2 separate regions of the Homo sapiens genome follow, and region 2 is linked to region 1. A link is a loop called in an ENCODE intact Hi-C map of the cell type or tissue named here. Cell type or tissue: IMR-90. All regions are shown on one strand.

What was found. Peaks named below come from ENCODE experiments on the same cell type or tissue, not always from the same donor. Only the 100,000 strongest peaks of a DNase experiment are listed, where the experiment ranks them.
Region 2: a loop joins it to region 1, with 10 times the contacts of the local background. A loop is called at or near these places in 2 of 110 quality-filtered maps.

What each region holds. Positions count from the first base shown.
Region 1 is chr9:92,239,743-92,244,742 of GRCh38, reverse strand. IARS1 (isoleucyl-tRNA synthetase 1) reads left to right here. Exons shown (of 34, transcript NM_002161.6): 28 at 1,432-1,527; 29 at 2,413-2,589; 30 at 3,782-3,887. Among named protein-coding and RNA genes, the nearest start is that of MIR3651, 50 kb to the left of the region's middle. In IMR-90, a CTCF peak has its summit at 2,021 (motif pointing right); a DNase peak (open chromatin) is centred at 2,302; H3K27ac peaks cover 3,615 bases.
Region 2 is chr9:91,952,040-91,957,039 of GRCh38, reverse strand. No RefSeq gene overlaps it. Among named protein-coding and RNA genes, the nearest start is that of ROR2, 4.3 kb to the right of the region's middle. RefSeq lists an enhancer at 1,939-2,233. In IMR-90, a CTCF peak has its summit at 2,104 (motif pointing left); DNase peaks (open chromatin) are centred at 1,649 and 2,079; H3K4me3 peaks cover 309 bases; H3K27ac peaks cover 1,473 bases.

The DNA of each region.
Region 1 (5,000 bases):
CTACATGTCAGTCATTGTCCCAAGTGTGGGGTTGCACAAAAATGAACCCTTCAAGGAATGAGTCAGTCAAGGACACCTGAAATTAAGCCAGTTCTTAGTATTCTACCTGATAAGTTATCTGGTAGAAATAAGTACACAGAGGGCTCCTATCCAAAAATAGGTGTAGGGTGAAAAGTGGTCAGGGAACACTCTTTTCAAGAGAATATACAAACTGTTTTAGATTCCAGGATCAATATTTTTTGCCATATTGGAGAAGAGACTATCTCTTTGCAGTCCTGACCAGACATCCCCAGTCAGCATAGTTGTAAGATCTCGCATGTGGGTTTGGGGATATTGCAGGGGTCCCTCTGTGCTTAGCATACCATGTGCAGGGGAAGGTAGAGCAGCACCTCCATGAAAGGAAGGTCGACCTCCTCAGTCCTTTACCCAGGCGCTTAAGTTAGATGTGTACAGAACTCTACGTGGGAAGACAGTGGCAAGGAGTCGGAGGTATCGTAGCTGGGAAAGAAGGCAGGGAGGAGGTTTCTAAACACTGACAGTGGGCAGTTCTTCCTCATTACAGCAGATGTTAGGGGCCTGAAAAGTTGTCCACCTTACAAAAGTGTCATGTGATGCTTCTGAGTTTCTTGACATGGCTTACATGTTGTAGTGGCCCTGCACTGACTGGAATTTTGAGTTTATCATGCATTTCACTACCTCTGATGCCTTTATGAAGTGAGTCATTTCTTAACTTCTCTGTTTACTCAAAGGTAAATGAGATGATGCCTAATGTACAAGTCTTTTGTAGAGTATATTTTACTCTGCAACATGCTGTGTAACAGAAGCGATAGTGTCATTATTGCTACATCATAATCAGCAACCTTCAGAATAGATGAGATAGAAACATTAACCTTAGCAAAAATATGGCAGTTTAAGTCACAGAAAGTTTTGTGGTCCATTGTAGAATTTGTCTTGAGTCGTTCTGACAAACCTGAAGATCACAGGGGTCATGGTATAGGAAAGTCACTTGGAGTTGACTGCGCTGAGGCCGTTGATCCACTTGTTGTGGCCTGAAAAGCTGTGCTGCTCCAAGGGCTTCATGATTATTGATCTTACTTATTAGAAGAGTTGATATTACTTCTTAGATGGCCAAAAAGCAGAGTCATGTGAGGGACTCTGATAAGAGGTGGTCCCAGGGCATCTCCTGTGAGCAGCACCCTACAAAAAAACAAGAAACAAAAACCTGCACACCTTTCTCCAGAGACAGAGGACTAGCTGATTATGAAGAAGTACCTGAATGATAAACTAGATTAATTTTATTGCTTTTGCTCATTTGTGTGAAAAAATAGTGCTGCATTATAGACTCTCCAGATTTAAATAACATTTTGCTGAGTTGGGAAGAAGTGTTTCTCCTTATTTGATTGTCATGGTGTGCACTGTTCATTCCCACAGGCTTTGGTCCTCTTAGATGTCACTCCTGACCAGTCAATGGTAGATGAAGGAATGGCTCGGGAAGTCATCAATCGCATACAGAAACTTCGCAAAAAGGTTAGTTTGTCAGTTAAGAATAAGCTACTGTTTTGGCTTTTTGTTTGTTTTGGTTGTTTGGAGAAGATAGGAGAGGCAGGTAATATAAACCATAGTGATCAATGCATAACAATCACTAATCCATAGTCCATTTGGAATGTATTCTGCAGAAAAGTCACTCCTCTTCCTCTCCCCACGTGTTCACTCCCAAGTCGTAGCTTTCAGCCAGCCTGTGCCTTTTCCCATCCTTTTTTTTAGCTCCGTTGGGCTTCTACAGAATATCCCCTGTGACTGGAGCAGAAGGTAATCAGAGCTGATAGTGTCTTTGCAGAAGGGCAGAGGTGCAGTCAGCATAGACAGGCTTCTAGCTTAGGGGAGATTCCCGGATTTGGACAGAGTTGGGTAGTTTTTCCTTATTAGAGAGCTGAGGAATATGCAGGGAGCTCATCCTGGAGCGCAGAGGGGCTGCAAAGCCCCTGCTAGTGAGAGAATCAGGAATTTCTTGCCCTGTAGAGGGCAGTGACAGCTAACATACATCTTTCTTCCCAGACGGTTCAAGGTCTGAGGAGGCTGTTCCAGCAGATGAGTGGGTGCTTGTGACCTCTGAATCAGTTCAGAGCTTTGTAAGTGGGTTCTAAGTAATTTCTTGGTTTCAACATTCATGAGGTACTGATTGTTCTAGGAAAAGAAACATGCCCTATCCCCCAAAGAGTGGTGAAAAAGACACAAAGTTAATCATGTACTGAGTGCAGTTAGTCTTACGGATCACCCAGCAGGGAGGGAAGGGTGACTGCCCTTCTGTGATGATTCAGCATGGGATCTGTAGCCCTTGTTCAACAGTACCTTCCTTCAGTTCTGATTAATAGAATGTACTTCCCTTTTAAATTTTTCTGTGTGTGTTTTCAGTGCAATCTGGTTCCAACTGATGAAATCACAGTGTACTATAAAGCAAAGTCTGAAGGAACATATCTGAATAGTGTTATTGAAAGCCACACAGAGTTCATATTTACCACCATAAAGGCTCCCTTGAAACCATATCCAGTTTCTCCATCGGATAAAGTCCTTATTCAAGAAAAAACACAGGTGAGTCCTGAGTTCCACTGAACTACTACTAAAGGGTTTCAGATTAGGTTTGACTTTGTGTACTCACGTGTTGATATTCTGTCCCACAGTAGAGATCGGCACAGCACTCTGTCTTGAAGTATTGCTCTGGACAGTAGTGGGTAGAGTCAGAGAGTGGAAGCTCAGAAAAGATGGAGCAGGGAGGGAAGATGGAACTGTTTTCACAACAGTTCTCTTGAGGAAGGTAGCCAGGAGGGTACATGAGCTTTGCCCGGAAATAAAATGGCCTGTTTTTTCTAAAACTAGAAAAGGCAGTGTGTGGATTCTGGTAATTATCATTAAAAGTAAATAGCAATTGGCTTGAAAAACATTTAACTCTTCTGGTAGTGGGTTCTCCATAAAAGTACAGTACAAAAAAAGAAAGATTACAATAGCATTTCTGTTGTTACATCTAGGAATTTTAGATATACTTATGAAAGTATGATATTAAGGTAGGGAAGATATTGGCTTATAACTTAGAAGTAGATCATTTAGACTGGGCACAGTGGCTCACACCTGTAATCCCAGCACTTTGGGAGGCCAAGGCGAGCAGATCGCTTGAGGTCAAGAGTGCGAGACCAGCCTGGGCTGGTGAAACCCCATCTCTACTAAAAATACGAAAATTAGCTGGGCATGGTGGTACACGCCTGTAATCCCAGCTACTCGGGAGGCTGAGGCAGAAGAATCGCTTGAACACAGGAGGTGGAGGTTGCAGTGAGCCGAGATTGCATCACTGCACTCGATCCTGGGCGACAGAGCAAGACCCTGTCTCAAAAAAAAAAAGTTGATCATTTAAAATATACCTCAGTCACTTGCTTAATCATTTGCTCCGGTCTCATTCTATGAGACAAGTAGGACAAGACAAGGAGGGGCTGATGATGGCTGTTTATTTTTTCAGTGAGGCGAGTTGCAGTGTAGTTTCATTTTGTATTTTGCATATTGTGTAATTATTTGACTTTTTTTAAGTGAGCATATATTTTTAAGAAACCAGGATAAGAAGAGAAGAAAAATGGGATATAAATTGTAGCTTTTGATACTTTGAGTAATGAGATTGAATATGTTATCAATTGTGTACAGCTCTTGTTGTTACTGAGAAGTCACTGTGTTACACGATGGTGTGGCACATTGCAGTCAGGTGCCACAGTTACTCAGTCATACGTTCTCATGTGCTCAGTTGAAGGGATCTGAACTGGAAATTACACTCACCAGAGGATCTTCCCTTCCTGGTCCTGCTTGTGCATATGTCAATCTTAACATTTGTGCAAATGGCAGTGAACAAGGTAAGAGTAAATTCCATGATTTGTGTGACTTTTTTTTAGTTATACTTATGGATGTGAAAAAACAACCAAAAAAACTTATGGATGTTTTTAAGAGAATTGGAATAATTATTTAATCATGTTTAATAGATAACTTTTTCTTCTTGTCATCAAAATGAATTCACTAGGCGAGATGCAGTGGATCATTCCTGAAATCTACCACTTTTGGAAGCCAAGGTGAGAGGATTGCTTGAGGCCAAGAGTTCAAGACTAACCTTGCCAACATAATAAGATCCTGCCTCAATTAAAAAAAAAAAAAGGGCCAGGCATGGTAGCTCACACCTGTAATCCCAGCACTTTGGAAGGCGGAGGCTGGTGGATTACTTGAGGTCAGGAGTTCAAGACCTGATAAACATGGTGAAACCCTGTCTCTACTAAAAATACCAAAATTAGCCAGGCATGGTGGCAGGTACCTATAATCCCAGCTACTCAGGAGGCTGAGGCATGAGAATTTCTTGAACCCGGGAGGTGGAGGTTGCAGTGAGCTGAGATTGCACCATTGCACTCCAGCCTGGGTGACAAAGCAAGACTGTCTCACCAAAAAAAAAAAGAAAAGAAAAATGAATCCACTAAAGTAAATGATTGGACTTATGCTTGTGGAAGCATGAAGCAGATACAGTTTTCCCTATTCCTCCTGCTAAATACATCTAAACACCCTGGATATTACATGTAAAAACAAGCATAAGAAGACTCTCAAAGATGTAAGGAAGAAAGCAGACCACCTAAGGACCTTGTAACCAAGTGACCTAAAAGTAGTAAGTTCAGGGTTTTCTTTTCTGCCTCGTATACCCAAAGTTGGAACTGAAGAAGCTGGCAACCTGGAAATGTCAAGTACAGACCAAAGAAAGCCTCAACAAAAATTCTGCTCCCTTGACAAAGGATCAAGAGATGGGCAGCCTAGCAAGACAGAAAATTTTGAAACAGTAACTGCTCTACTCTAGCCAGACACCATAGAAAAAACTATGGCCCCACCACCACCCACATTAGCAAAGGCCAAGTGGGGAGCCTGGACTTCACCCTTGCCAAGCTGAAGACCCCTCCCCTGTCACAGGGGTATCAGAGAAGACAAAGTAGGAA
Region 2 (5,000 bases), 290 kb after region 1:
AAAACTCTTGGAGTTTCCTGAATGATCGTGTCTTTTGTCGTTGATAAGAACTCATTTAGACCATACCTGGGTTTATCTTAATAAGATGGTTTTGGGCTCGGGGCCTTAAATAACTTCGTATTAGGGGCTGGTCACCAGAAACAGCAAATCTTTATCAGAGGGTTGGAACTTTCAGCACACCTCCCCAACATCTGGGGAAGGGAGAGAAGCTGCAGACTGAGTCAAATCACCATGGCCAATGATATAATCAATCGTGCCTATGTAATGGAATCTTCATAAACACCCCTCACCTATGGGGCTGGGGGAGCTCTGGATTGGTGAGTGCACTGGGATACAGGGAGGGTGGTGTGCCTGGAGATGCACGGCAGCTCCATGCCTCCTAACACCAAACCTCAGCCTGTGCATCTCTTCCATATGGCTCTTCCTGACCGTGTCCCTATAATACACGGGCAATAGTAAGTAAGGTGTGCTCCTGAGTTCTGTGAGCTGTTCTAGCAAATTATCCCACTGAGGATGAGGTTGTGGGAACCCACGAATTTGTAGCAAGTCAGACAGAGGTGTAGGTAACCTGGGAACTCAGTACTTGGGGTTGGCATCTGACGTGGGGGTCAGTCTTGTGGAACTGAGCCTTTAAACTTGTCGAGTCTGCTCCTAAATCTGGATAGCTAGTGTCATAATAAAATGAAACTGCTGGGCACCCAGCTGATTTTGGGTGAATCAGAGAATTGGTGTTGGCAAAGATACCACATACTTGATTTCAAGAGAATTCTCAACACAATTAAGGAGATTAAGTCAGCCGAGCGCAGTGGCTCATGCCTGTAATCCCAGCACTTTGGGAGGCCGAGACAGGTGGATCACCTGAGGTCAGGAGTTCGAGACCAGCCTGGCCAACATGGTGAAACCCCGTCTCTACTAAAAATATAAAAACTAGTCGGGTGTGGTGGCGGGCACCTGTAATCCCAGGTACTCAGGAGGCTGAGGCAGGAAAATTGCTTGAACCCGGGAGGCAGAGGTTGCAGTGAGCCAAGATGGTGCCACTGCACTCCAGCTTGGGCAACAAAGAGTGAATACTCCATCTAAAAAAAAAAAAGATTGGAAATTTAAGATAAAGTTTCTTTTTTTTTTTTTTCTTTTTTGAGACGGAGTCTTGCTCTGTCACCCAGGCTGGACTCCAGTGGCACCATCTCAGCTCACTGCAACCTCCGCCTCCCGGGTTCAAGCAATTCTCCTGCCTCAGCCTCCCAGTAGCTGGGTTCATAGGTGTGCACCAGCATGTCCAGCTAATTTTTGTATTTTTAGTACAGGCGGGGTTTTGCTATGTTGGGCAAGCTGGTTTTGAACTCCTGACCTTAGGTGATCTGCCCGCCTTGGCCTCCCAAAGTGCTGGGATCACAGGCATGAGCCACTGCGCCCGGCCAAAATTTCTTTATTATAATGACTACTGCACTCAAGCCTTGTGAACTTCTAAAGTTTGTAGCTATTGGTGAAAACAAGAATCCTTGTTTTATTATTCCTGAATCTGAATTTTTGGAAACAAGAAAGCCTGAATAGCTTAAACAGCTGTACACACAAATATATGGTTTGAGGTAAAATTTACTTTACAAAAGCCCCATGTTTCTGGATAATGAATAATTTCAGGATGAGTCTACACTTCAGTCATGTAAGTGGGAAATGGAGAGACCGCCAGCATCATTAAGAAAGAATCTGCTGTACATTAGAGGGAAAGACAGCAGACTGGGAAATAAAAGAATTTATTCTATTTGCCCTAAATCAGAGCTCAACATGTCAGCATTTTTCTGCCTTCCTCTCTTCCTTTTATCCACAAATACACTGCTGGCACATTACAGGCATTGCTGGGGACATGCCAGTCTCTTCCTTGTGGAGTTTCAGGTCGGCAGGGAACACAGACTTCAGTTCAGTGAGCATGCAGAGCACAGTGGTCTGTGCTCAGGTGGGTTTCCGTGGAGCCCTGCCCCACTGTGGGGTGAGGACAACAGAGAAGGCATTTCCAAGGAAGTGGCATCCACAGGGATGAGACAAAGTCGTTTGAGTGAAGGGAGTGAGCGAGAGCATGCTGTAGGCAGAAAGAACTGCTTGCTAAAGCGCCCCCTGGTGAAAGGGAGTTCATGCTTTCTATGTTTTTGAGAAAATGAAAGATCAGAATAGCTGGAAAGTAGAGAGCAAGAACATAGCACAGAATGGGCCTGAACAGGTAAGGAGGTGTCAGATCCCCAGGGCTATGAAAGATTTCAGGCTTTCACTTAGGAACAGGAGCAAGGCATTTGGCAGAAGCATCGTTAGCTTTAGTTTGAAGAGATCTTCCCATATATGGGTGGAGAGGAGACTGGAGCAGGTGGAAGCTAGAGATGGAAAGACTAGTTAGGAGGCTCTTCTCCAGGCAAACGAGACAAGCATCTCCGGCTAGGGTGATGGTGATAGAGAGAGAGGACGGGAGGCAGAGGGCATTGGGTGGAGACCAAAGGCCGTGATGCTAAGTGCACATAGGAGAGAGGGCAAGGAGGGGGTTGGGCTTCTGATCTTGTGGAACTACACGGATGATGGTGCCATCAAGTGCAGGAGGGAACGTGGGAAAAAGATGAGGTTTGGGGCAGGGTTTGGGGTAGGGCGATGTAGAGCTTGAGTCCATGATTTAAATAACTTGAGTTTGAGGTGCCATTGGGACAGTCATGTGGAAACGCCAGGCAGGCAGCTGCAAATGTAAGTTTGGAGGTCAGGGGAGCATGCCAGGCTGGAGTTACAGATTTAGGAGGTGCTGGGCACATAGGTGACATTGGAAGCCATGAGCTTGGAAGAGATTTCCCACCGGGAGAGTGTGGAGCAAGATGAGAGGATGGCAGAGGACCAAGACCAGCATAATCACCAAGTGGAAGAGGTTAAGGTGCAAAGAAGAACAAGGAGAAATGGCTAAATAAGTAGAAGCAAAACCAGGAGCTCTTGATATCATACAAGCCGAGGGAAAACATGTTTTGAAGAGGGAATGGTCTAGGGTAAAATGCTGCAGAGAGACTGCGTGAGAGAAGAACAAAAATGTATGTTGGTTCAGTACATGGATGACCACACCCAGCTGCTTGTGTGGATTCAGGGTGGCAGACTGGCAAGGAGTGTGGAGTGAGGAAATGAAGCCATTGTGTTTGACACGTCTGGCGATTTATCTTGTTTGCAGTGGGATATTTGTAGAGCTCCCTGCTAGTGGAGCAGAAGGGTACAATTCAGCTGAGGATTTCCTAACTGAAAAAGTAATAAGCAAGTGAAAAACTCTACCACACTGGTCTGCATGTATTCCTCACAAAAGCGCGGTGGGCCCAAGGCCTTGGACTGTAGTCACCTACTTTCCACGTCCACGCAGTGAAGTTTGGTATGCCCAGATACTCCATATCGTTTTTTTTTTTTTTTTTGTAGCGGGGGAGGGGTCTGATTTGGTATTTATTGAAACTCAAAAAGCACTACCTACAAATGAAAGAATGGATAAACTGGACTTCAGCAGAATGAAAAACCGCAACTTATGAAAAGACATCATTAAAAAAATGAAAACTAGCCAGAAACTGGAAGAAAATATATCTGTCTCTTTGAGTTTTCACTCAGAACATACAAAAAAGAGCTCTAAAAACTTTTTTTTGTTTTGTTTTGGAGACAGGATCTCACTCTGCAGCCCAGGCTGGAGTGCAGTTGTGCAATCATAGCTCACTGCAGCCTCGTACTCCTTGGGCCCAGGTGATCCTCCCATCTCAGCCTCCCGAGTAGCTGGGACTACAGACGCTCACCACCATTCCTGGCTAATTTTAAATTATTGTTTGTAGAGACAAGCTCTCACTATGTTGCCCAGGCTGGTCTCGAACCCTTAGGCTCAAGTGATCCTCCCACCTCGGCCTCCCAAAGTATAGGGATTAGAGGCAAAAGCCACCATGCCTGGGCAACACTTGAAAAGAAGAAGGCATCCAACCTTATGAAAAAATCAGAGAAGAAAAGAAATTCCATGATTTGAGGGAGACAAAGAATAAAAATAAAAATAAATCAGCAAAAATTTGACTAGACATCTGACAAAAGAAGGTAGGCTAACGGCCAATAAGCATAAGAAAAAATATAGAATATGACTCCTCATCAGGAAAATGTGAATTAAACCACATAATTTAACCACCCAGGTCTCAGATATCCCAGGATACCCCTGGCCTTGAAATCTTCACACTGGCTCTTCACTCCAGCTCAAATACTCTTCCCAGATATGTGCATGGCTCCCTCCTTTCTTAAGGCCTGCAAGGGCTTGTTCCCGCCGGTCTTGCTAGTATAGACCCTGCTCATTTTCTCTCCCTCTTGCTTGCTGTTCATCACAAGGATGAAAATGGCTGTCCCCATACAGCTGGTGTGGTGTCAGCCTCCAGTGATTCCTATCTCTTGGTATATATAAACCTGTTTAGTTTCCTTCTATGACAAAGGGCCCACCCATGGAGCCAATAGATACTGCAGAAATTATGGCATGTGACTTCCAAGGCTAGGCTATAAAAGACACTGTGGCTTCTATCTGGCTCTCTTTTGGATTGCTCACTTTGGGAGAAGCTAGAAGCCATCTTGTGAGGATGCCCAAGAAGCCCACGTGGCTACAAACTGAGTCTTCCCATCCACACCTAGCACTAACTTGCTGAGCATGTGAGTAATCCACCTTGTGAGACTCCTCTAGCCCCAGCGAGCCTTCAGATAATGGCAGCACTGGCTGACATCTGACTGCAACCTCCTGAGAGACCCTGAGCCAGCACCATCTAGCTAAGTCTCTCCTGCCTTCTCGACCCAGAGAAATGGTGTGAAATAACGAATGTTTACTGTTTTTAGCTGTTAAATCGTGGGGCAATTTGTTATGTGGCAATTGATGACTAATACAGATGGAAAGGAATATGTTGCTCCAATTTGGCCTTGGACGTAAGCCATATTCTCTTAACCACTGAGAAAGCTTGTATTTTCATCCTTCCAACTTTGCTTTTTTTGTTTAT